Linked DNA regions of Homo sapiens: regions 2 and 3 are each linked to region 1. A link is a contact called in ENCODE Hi-C data. All regions are on one chromosome and are shown on one strand. Each heading gives the region's core, a stretch centred on a gene start or an enhancer-like site at or near the end of the contact. The rest is flanking DNA. Distances are from core to core; before and after follow the strand shown.

What was found. A loop is a pair of places that touch in the nucleus more often than their neighbours do. Pooled maps may share reads with other maps.
Region 2: a loop to region 1 is called in a map of ascending aorta, with 5 times the contacts of the local background. The contact joins the promoter of IER5 here to the promoter of QSOX1 in region 1. A Hi-C loop is called at or near these places in 2 of 168 maps with a recorded cell type or tissue (ascending aorta and posterior cingulate gyrus) and 7 of 50 pooled maps.
Region 3: a map of CD8-positive, alpha-beta T cell shows a loop between it and region 1 (18-fold over the local background). The contact joins the enhancer-like site here to the promoter of QSOX1 in region 1. A Hi-C loop is called at or near these places in 4 of 168 maps with a recorded cell type or tissue (CD4-positive, alpha-beta T cell, CD8-positive, alpha-beta T cell and naive thymus-derived CD4-positive, alpha-beta T cell), 1 of 37 single-sample maps with no recorded cell type and 11 of 50 pooled maps.

The regions. Positions count from the first base shown.
Region 1 is chr1:180,153,499-180,156,198 of GRCh38, forward strand. QSOX1 (quiescin sulfhydryl oxidase 1) reads left to right here and starts at 1,371. Exons shown (of 12, transcript NM_002826.5): 1 at 1,371-1,674. The coding sequence starts at 1,410. LOC105371636 (a long non-coding RNA gene) reads right to left here and starts at 1,340. Exons shown (of 2, transcript XR_001738314.3): 1 at 501-1,340. RefSeq lists a silencer at 1,046-1,365 and an enhancer at 1,546-1,645.
Region 2 is chr1:181,087,405-181,090,104 of GRCh38, forward strand. IER5 (immediate early response 5) reads left to right here and starts at 1,296. Exons shown (of 1, transcript NM_016545.5): 1 at 1,296-2,700. The coding sequence starts at 1,499. The coding sequence ends at 2,482. LOC124904465 (a long non-coding RNA gene) reads right to left here and starts at 1,097. Exons shown (of 2, transcript XR_007066762.1): 1 at 871-1,097; 2 at 393-466. RefSeq lists silencers at 1,075-1,344, 1,655-1,814, 2,015-2,234 and an enhancer at 2,625-2,700.
Region 3 is chr1:181,103,349-181,106,048 of GRCh38, forward strand. No RefSeq gene overlaps it. Among named protein-coding and RNA genes, the nearest start is that of IER5, 16 kb to the left of the region's middle. RefSeq lists silencers at 1,592-1,651, 1,672-2,161, 2,422-2,471 and an enhancer at 2,005-2,700. Within about 2 kb of position 1,428, at least 29 of the 41 ENCODE cell types and tissues checked have a DNase peak (open chromatin) inside an H3K27ac peak, as active enhancers do; they include CD4-positive, alpha-beta T cell and CD8-positive, alpha-beta T cell, where a contact is called at or near this core.

The DNA.
Region 1 (2,700 bases), core at 121-2,620:
AGATTATGATGAAGGTATACATGTCAAGATAAAAGGATAGGAATTTTACATCACCGTTTAATTTGTAGTTTTAAAATATGTAGACATGATATGTGGGCCTCCATTTGTACTACTGACTCAGTTCTTGCAAATATTAAGGGTAGACCTGTCCCTGATCTTCGTGTGTAAAATAGCACCTCCTCTGCCACTCTATTCTTACCCCAGTCTACATTTCTTCATAACATCGGTCACCATCTGATCTACATTTACTTATGTATCATCTCTTTACCCCCACTGGAATGTAAGTTCCACGTCCCTAGAGTCTATATTTTGTTTACTGCCTTATCCTTATACCTAAACAAGTGCCTGGCATGACACCACTCAGTAAAACTTGAATAAATGAATAACAAATCTAGGCTCAAAGCTCTTACAGGTGAAAGGGGCTAACCTGGCAGTCACAAAGGAAAAATATCACTGTGACAACCGTCTGAGGAGCACCTTCTCCCCTTAAAATAACTCACTCAAAACAGTGGAGCTGCAAAGGTGACCAGAGAAAATCCATTAACACCTTAGTGCCCATGACACCAGGTGAGTTGATCGGGCTACTTGCGAGAGGGACATGTGAGTGAGCGTGGAGAGCTCTGAGTAGGCTGAAGAGCTGGATGTGGGGGATCTGGGCTGCTGGGAACCCCGAATGTTGGAATCGCCCTGACAACCTTATGAGGGTGGTCAGATATGGGTCCTGAGGAAACTGATTCCACGGCAACTGCCCGCCAACCCAGCACACCCCACAGTGAAGAGGGGCTTCTGATCCATGAGTAGGGCCCCTCAAATGATGTTCCCCTTTAGATGGTCATGGTCATCAGCAGGGGTGGGTGCATCGATCCTGTGGGGTCTTGGTGGTCGCAGACCAAGCGTCCCTCTTCTCACATCTAATTCACAACGTCTCATCGCTCCGCGGGAGCCCAGGAACTGCCCTACAACAGCCGAAATCCGGGTCGTCTATTCCAACGGACTCCTCTTCCGTTGGATACGGGGGCCGTGAGAGGCCAAACAACCTCCGCGAGGCTACCCCCGCAGCGACCGCTCGGCGGGCGCTCCATTCCTTTACCGGACTGTACACCTCGCCTCCTGGGGCCTGAGGCGGGAACCCGGGTCGCGCTGCTCCGAGGCCTCGGCGGACCGCGAAAGGATGGCTCACCACCCGGCCAGGGCCAGCCCCTGCAACAAGCTCAGCCCCGCCCGCTCCCGCGCCCAGGAGCGGCCGGCGGGGCGGGGTGGCTGGGCCGGCCTCGGGGGCGGGGGCTCGGGGGCGGGGGCTCAGGGGCGGGGCCACGTGGCTCCTCCTTGCGGGCGGAGGCAGGCGGTGCCGCGGCGCCGGGACCCGACTCATCCGGTGCTTGCGTGTGGTGGTGAGCGCAGCGCCGAGGATGAGGAGGTGCAACAGCGGCTCCGGGCCGCCGCCGTCGCTGCTGCTGCTGCTGCTGTGGCTGCTCGCGGTTCCCGGCGCTAACGCGGCCCCGCGGTCGGCGCTCTATTCGCCTTCCGACCCGCTGACGCTGCTGCAGGCGGACACGGTGCGCGGCGCGGTGCTGGGCTCCCGCAGCGCCTGGGCCGTGGAGTTCTTCGCCTCCTGGTGCGGCCACTGCATCGCCTTCGCCCCGACGTGGAAGGCGCTGGCCGAAGACGTCAAAGGTGAGAAGCGGGGGCGGCCCGCTCCCCCGTGCCCCGCCGCCCGGACCCCTCCACCTGCCCGGTGGGCAGCCTCCTACTCCGGGAGCGCGTCCCTCTTCCAGTCACCTCCGCCCACCTCTTCCTCTCCGCGCATCCCACGCCCACCACCTTCATGTTTCTCAGCTCCATTTTTGCCTCCCGCTCCCTTGCCTTTTCCTCTTGGCCCTCATCCCGAGCTTCTTTCCCTCTCCGCGGCCTGGGCCCCCAGACCTGCCCTGCTCGCCCGGTTCGTCCCCCGCCAGGTTACTGCCTCCTTCCCTGCGAGAGGTCTCCTTTGTTCCTTCCTCCGCATGGTCCGCTGACACCTTACCGTTTCCTGGGCCAGCCTTGTGGCAGTCCTCTTCCTCTCGTCCAGGGACCCATGTCATCTTCCTGCCAGGTTCCCTAGCTGCTGTGGGTCAGTGCTGGGGAGAAAAGGGAACGGACATCCATTTTGCCTCCCTGCCACCTTTCTCCACTCCCTCGACTGGTTGACCAGGTGGTACATAGACTTCCTTTCTCATTTTTGTCTTTGATGTGGGTATGTCCACCTGGCAGTTTTCCTATCTCTGTTCCGGGCCTCTCCTGACCTGCCGCCTCCAGCTCCTTAGCTTCTGGGCCACATCCTTCTCTCTCTTCCCCCGCTCAGACCCTTATATTTTAAACCCATGCACCCAGAGGCCTTTGGTGCGTGTTTGGCTCTTGCTCCATGTTCCCAATCCCTGGTTGGGGCACCAAAACTATATTTCCTGAATTCCAAGACACCATCAACTGTGAGACACACTGTTCATTTTATGACAGCCCAAGGGGTAGAAGGATAGGAAAAAACCACTACATGTATAAAGATTTGAAGGTGAACTCTATTACAGAAATGCTAAAATTTTGAAACACTTAAGACTTAGAGTCGAGGAAATATGGTAATAATAGTAATTAATATTTACGGAGCACCTATCATTTCAGGCACCTTACTAAGTACTCGGCATACATTGTCTCATAGTTTCCTTTCCA
Region 2 (2,700 bases), core at 46-2,545, 930 kb after region 1:
CCCGGGGCAGGATCAGGCCCAGGGTTCCACATGGACTCCAAGAAAGCAGTGCTTAGTTTTCTCATTCAGATTGTGGCTGAGAAGTTGTCATTTATCGTCTGTACAATAACGCAGATGTGTATGTGACTTCCCCCTTTTCAGCAGTGGAGACACTGAAGCGGCCTGAGGTTATTTACCCAGAGTCCTCAGGCAGGTCTGTGGTGGAGCTTCGGTGGAACTAACTGGAAGTGACTCCATGTTTCCAGTCCAGGACCCTGGGCAACCCCGTGGTAATTGTGTCCTGATATACTTATAAGGACCAGTAGATGGACTAAGTTGTTGACTGACCAGAAAATTCTGGAACTCCCTAGCACTATATTTTTACCTTGACACGAAATGAAATTATGACATCATCATGGGAACACAGGACTTCTTTCTTTTTATTTTCAGAACTTGCTCGATTTTTCCAAGGGTGGACTGGTCAGTCCTTGTAATGGAAAAATGGAAATGGAAAAAAAAAAGGAAAAAAAAATCATTGTGGAGAACCTGTAACATCTTCCATTTAACTTATTTGATAACTGGGTTTGTTCTAGAATCTAGAGAACAAAGTGAAAGATGCCAGCTTTAGAGGACAACCAATAACTTTGTATCTAGACACGATTCCTTGAAAAGAAGCCAAAAACCTAGGCAAAAACTTTTAGAATCCCCCTTTTCTTTGGGGTTAGAACTGACAGCTGCTAAGAGTGTATGTGACTCTAGCGGGGAAAGCGGCTCATCCAAAAATAATGATTGCCAAATACTTTGCAGTAATACTATTTGTTATCCAGGGGTGTCCTCCGCCGCGTATGGCCACCATCTCTATTTTTGCCAGGGTTGAGGGGGGTCGCTTACAGGTGTGGCCGGCCTGGAAACGGTGGTGTGGCTGGTGAGGGCGGAGTCGATCAGGGAAGGATCAGGACTTTATGGCAGAACAGAGTCCACCACCGTGTTCGGAAGAAAGTTCGAATATTTTGTTCGCTTTGGTTCCGGCAAGCCATCGCACAAGCCAGAATCTGTAACTCCAAACAGTAGCGCTCTCGAGCACCGTCCCGAACATTCACTCCCCACGGGCCTGGTCTGCGGCCGCAAGCCGTCGCCCCCTTTAAGAGCCTGCTCCGCGGGACTAACGTTCGAACGGGCCCTGGCGCCCCTCCTCGGGCTCCGATTGGCCGTGCGCGGCGCACGAGGGCGCGCCGGCCAGCCCCGGAACGGTTGGCGGCCCTTCGTGATTGGCGGTCGAGAAGCCTATATAAGGCGCGGGGCAGCCAGGCTGCCCTGTTTAGCGACCGGACCCGAAACGGGGAAGTTGTCTTGTTTGGAGAGGTTAGTAGAGCAGCGCGCGCGTCACCAGAGTCGTTTCTCTTCGGAGTCTTAGGTGATCGAGGGTGTGCCCAGGGGGCGGACTTGTTTGCGCCTCCCGTTCCCTCCCAATTTCCAAACGTGTCACCCCGGCGCCGACGGCCCTGTGCAGGGGAAGCAGATGGAGTTCAAGCTGGAGGCTCATCGCATCGTCAGCATCTCTCTGGGCAAGATCTACAACTCGCGGGTCCAGCGCGGCGGCATCAAGCTGCATAAGAACCTCCTGGTCTCGCTGGTGCTGCGCAGCGCCCGCCAAGTCTACCTGAGCGACCCGTGCCCCGGCCTCTACCTGGCCGGTCCCGCTGGGACCCCGGCGCCGCCACCGCAGCAGCAGCCCGGGGAGCCGGCGGCCGGGCCACCCGCCGGCTGGGGAGAGCCGCCCCCGCCCGCCGCTCGTGCCTCTTGGCCGGAGACCGAGCCGCAGCCGGAGCGCTCCTCCGTCTCAGACGCGCCGCGGGTAGGGGACGAGGTGCCGGTGGCCACGGTGACTGGAGTCGGGGACGTTTTTCAGGGCGGAGAGGCGGACGCGACGGAAGCTGCCTGGAGCCGCGTGGAGGGGCCGCGCCAGGCGGCGGCCAGAGAAGCCGAGGGTACCGCCGGAGGCTGGGGCGTCTTCCCCGAGGTATCTCGTGCCGCGCGCCGCCCCTGCGGCTGCCCCCTAGGCGGGGAGGACCCGCCGGGTACACCGGCCGCGACCCCCCGCGCTGCCTGCTGCTGCGCGCCGCAACCAGCGGAGGACGAGCCCCCCGCGCCGCCCGCGGTGTGCCCCAGGAAGCGCTGCGCGGCGGGGGTGGGCGGCGGCCCAGCGGGCTGCCCGGCGCCCGGCTCGACCCCGCTCAAGAAGCCCCGCCGGAACTTAGAGCAGCCGCCGAGTGGAGGAGAGGACGACGACGCGGAGGAGATGGAGACCGGGAACGTGGCTAACCTCATCAGCATCTTCGGTTCCAGTTTCTCGGGACTCCTACGGAAAAGCCCCGGGGGCGGCAGAGAGGAAGAGGAGGGAGAGGAGAGCGGTCCGGAAGCCGCCGAGCCCGGGCAGATCTGCTGCGATAAGCCGGTGCTGAGAGACATGAACCCCTGGAGCACAGCCATCGTGGCCTTCTGAGCCCTTGGCCCCCCTGCGGGGAGGAGGTGGAGCAGCGGGCGTCCCCGAAGTGAGGGCCAGGCCCTTCCCGGCTGCGAGGACGCCCAGAGACCGCGGGCGCTGAGCGCGTTGGGCAGACTGGTTGCCTCTGGGCATCGCAAACTGCCCCCGGGCGCATCTGGCTTATCTGGAGACCTGGGAGCTTGAGGCTCATTGGAAGAGGACGATCGTTAACTTTT
Region 3 (2,700 bases), core at 178-2,677, 950 kb after region 1:
GTCTGGGGAGACTCTAGTTCTAGTTCAGTCATTCACAATCTGTGTGACTTTCAGCAGGCCTTTTAATCTTTTTGTTTCTTAGCTTCTTCATTTTAAAATAAATCTTGCCAATTCCAACTTACACGGTTACAAATTAAAAATGAGACAACTGTGGAAGTGCTGAACAAAACGCCAGGTGGTGGAGGTGGTAGGAGGGGCGCTTAGCTCCAAGCGAAGACATATTTGTCTTAGTCTGCTCTGGCTGCCATAACAAAATATCACAGAGTGGTTTAAGCAAAAAAATGTATTTCTCATAGTTCCGGAGCCTGGAAATCTGAGATCAGGGTGCCAGCATGGTCAGGTTCTGTTGAGGGCTTTGTTTCTGGCTTGCAGATGGCCGCCTTCTTGCTGTACCCTCACATGGCAGAGGAGAGAGCGAGCTCCTAAAGACCCTATTTCCAGATATAGTCACATTAGGGGTTAGAGCTTCAACACATATGAATTTTGGGGAAGCATATCCATTCCACAGCAATGCTGAAGGAGATTCATCAGCACATAGCCCTTCAGTCCTGTTCCCACCTCCTACAGCTTGCAAATCTGAAGCACCCCACCAACTCCGTATTGCAACTACAGTAATCATGACTTGTATACCAATTTATAGATGTTTCAATAACTAAAGCATTTGTATAACATATCCTATGGCTTACGAAGAATATTTCATACAGTCTAATCTCATTTTCACAACTATCATCTCACAGATGAGAAAAGCAAGGCCCCAATGGCCAGCCCAATCTTATTTCCAGGTCCTTTAACTGTATACCTTCAAACTCTTTAGGCCACACCAAAGTACTCGGTTGTAACCACTTCAAAGAAAACAGGGCTCTAAGAGCTGGTGAAGTCTAAACTCTTCAGTTCCTCCACTGTGACCACAGCTGACCGTCTTTACTTGTTCTATTCGCTCCCATATGAATCCTTTCTTTGTGCTCTAGAATTTTATGGAGTGGAAAATATATATGGAACGAGACAACATTCTTAGAGGAAAGGACTTTACAAATGCGAAGTATTAATATTTTGTTTGATATGGGCACTATTTTCAAAGGACCCTGCATACTTTCTGTGTTTCTTTGGGATGCCCTGCCCACCCAGGACAACTGAAGGAGCCGCTCTGGTTTTAATTGCAGCAATTCACCAGACAGTTTAGAACTTTCTACGTGCCAGGGCCTCTGTCCCCTGCAAAAGCTCACATTCCAAACAAGTCAGGTGTAGGCTCCGCTCCTAGAGAGGGACGGTGTGAACAGAGCTAACTGGGTCGGCCTCTCTCCTTCCGACCTCCTACTCCCCTCCCAACACCTCCTCGCCCAGAACGTCTCAATTCTGACCCAGACACCCTGGGAGGCCGAGAGGCTCCTTTTGGATCTGCAATACACCCTCCTCACCACAACCAACAGACAAAACGCGCGAGTGCCGTGCAAGGTGGAAACCCTTCCCTCCGGGGGGCGATCGCCCCAGTAGGGTGAAGCAGGCCTCTTTGTTCACGGGATGCCTCGCTAGCAAGCCGGCGGCGGGGGCGTTCCCTGGACCGTGAGACCCCGGCTCCCGAGGACGCCTCCCGTGCCGCCGCTTCCCTCAAGCCCAGTGCCGCCAGCGGCCAGAGCTCCGGATTCCTGCCGCCCCCAGCCCACCGGCAAGAGCTGGCTTCATTTTCCCAGTCCCCCTTTCATCTGGCCGCACAGGCAGAGCACCGTCCGCTAAGGTCTCCTCCCATCCCAGCAGGAAGGGCGGGGAGACCCGCGGAGGATTTAAAGGGGCGCGGAGGTCAGGAGGGCTGGGGGCGGCTCCGCGGAGAAAATGGGGCGCGCTCGTCCTCTCCCGCAGCCTCGGCCGCCGCGAAGCTTCCTCCCAGCTCCCGCCTTTCCGGGCCCGGCGGGCCGAGGGGGAAGGGAGGCTTCCTGCGCCGGCGCCCGCGGCTGCCCCAGTGAGGTCCCGCCCGAGAGCAGGCCCAGGCGGGGGCTGGGCGCGCGGCGCGGCGCTGCGGGCTGGAGGGCGGGGGCGGGGCCCGCCGCTTTTAGAGTCACCTCCCGCGCGCCGCGGCCGCCGTTGCCAGGGTGACCGGGGGAGCTCCGTTGTGGGGAGGCGGCCGCGGCGGGTACCGGTGGGCGGAGCTCAGCGGGCGGGGCGGGGCGGGGCGGGGGCGGGGGGAGCTTCCTCGTCGTCATGGGAACGGCGCAGTTATTTCCAGCCCCCGGGCCGTGCCAGTGGCGCGGTGCCAGGATGCGAGAGTATTGCAGGACAGCGGCAATCTGCTGCGACCTGGGACATAACAATGCGCCCCTTCTGCAGCGCTGGGCCCGCCGGCGAGAGGTCTCGCTGGTCTGAGGGGCTGGGGCCGCCCCCGCGCGTCGTGTCTCCTCTCGGCGCTCTTCGGCTCGGAGCCTGGCGGCTCAGCGCGCTCCCGGCTGCACGTGCTGCCCCCGCCGCCGCCCACGCCAGACAAAGCGGGGCCCTCCCGGGCGTGTTTCCTAGGCGCCCCCTTCCCTCGATGAACCCTTTGATTTCTTCCTTCTTCTCTCTCACTTCGTTCCAGCCCCCTCAACTGCCTCCTGGAGCGCCTTTTTTGTGTGCTCGCCATCTCACGTTTGGCCCTCTCTCCAAAGCTCTGCCTTCACGAACGCCTCCATTTGACCTTCCCCCTCCGCCACTCTCTGGTCTCCTTTGGTAGCT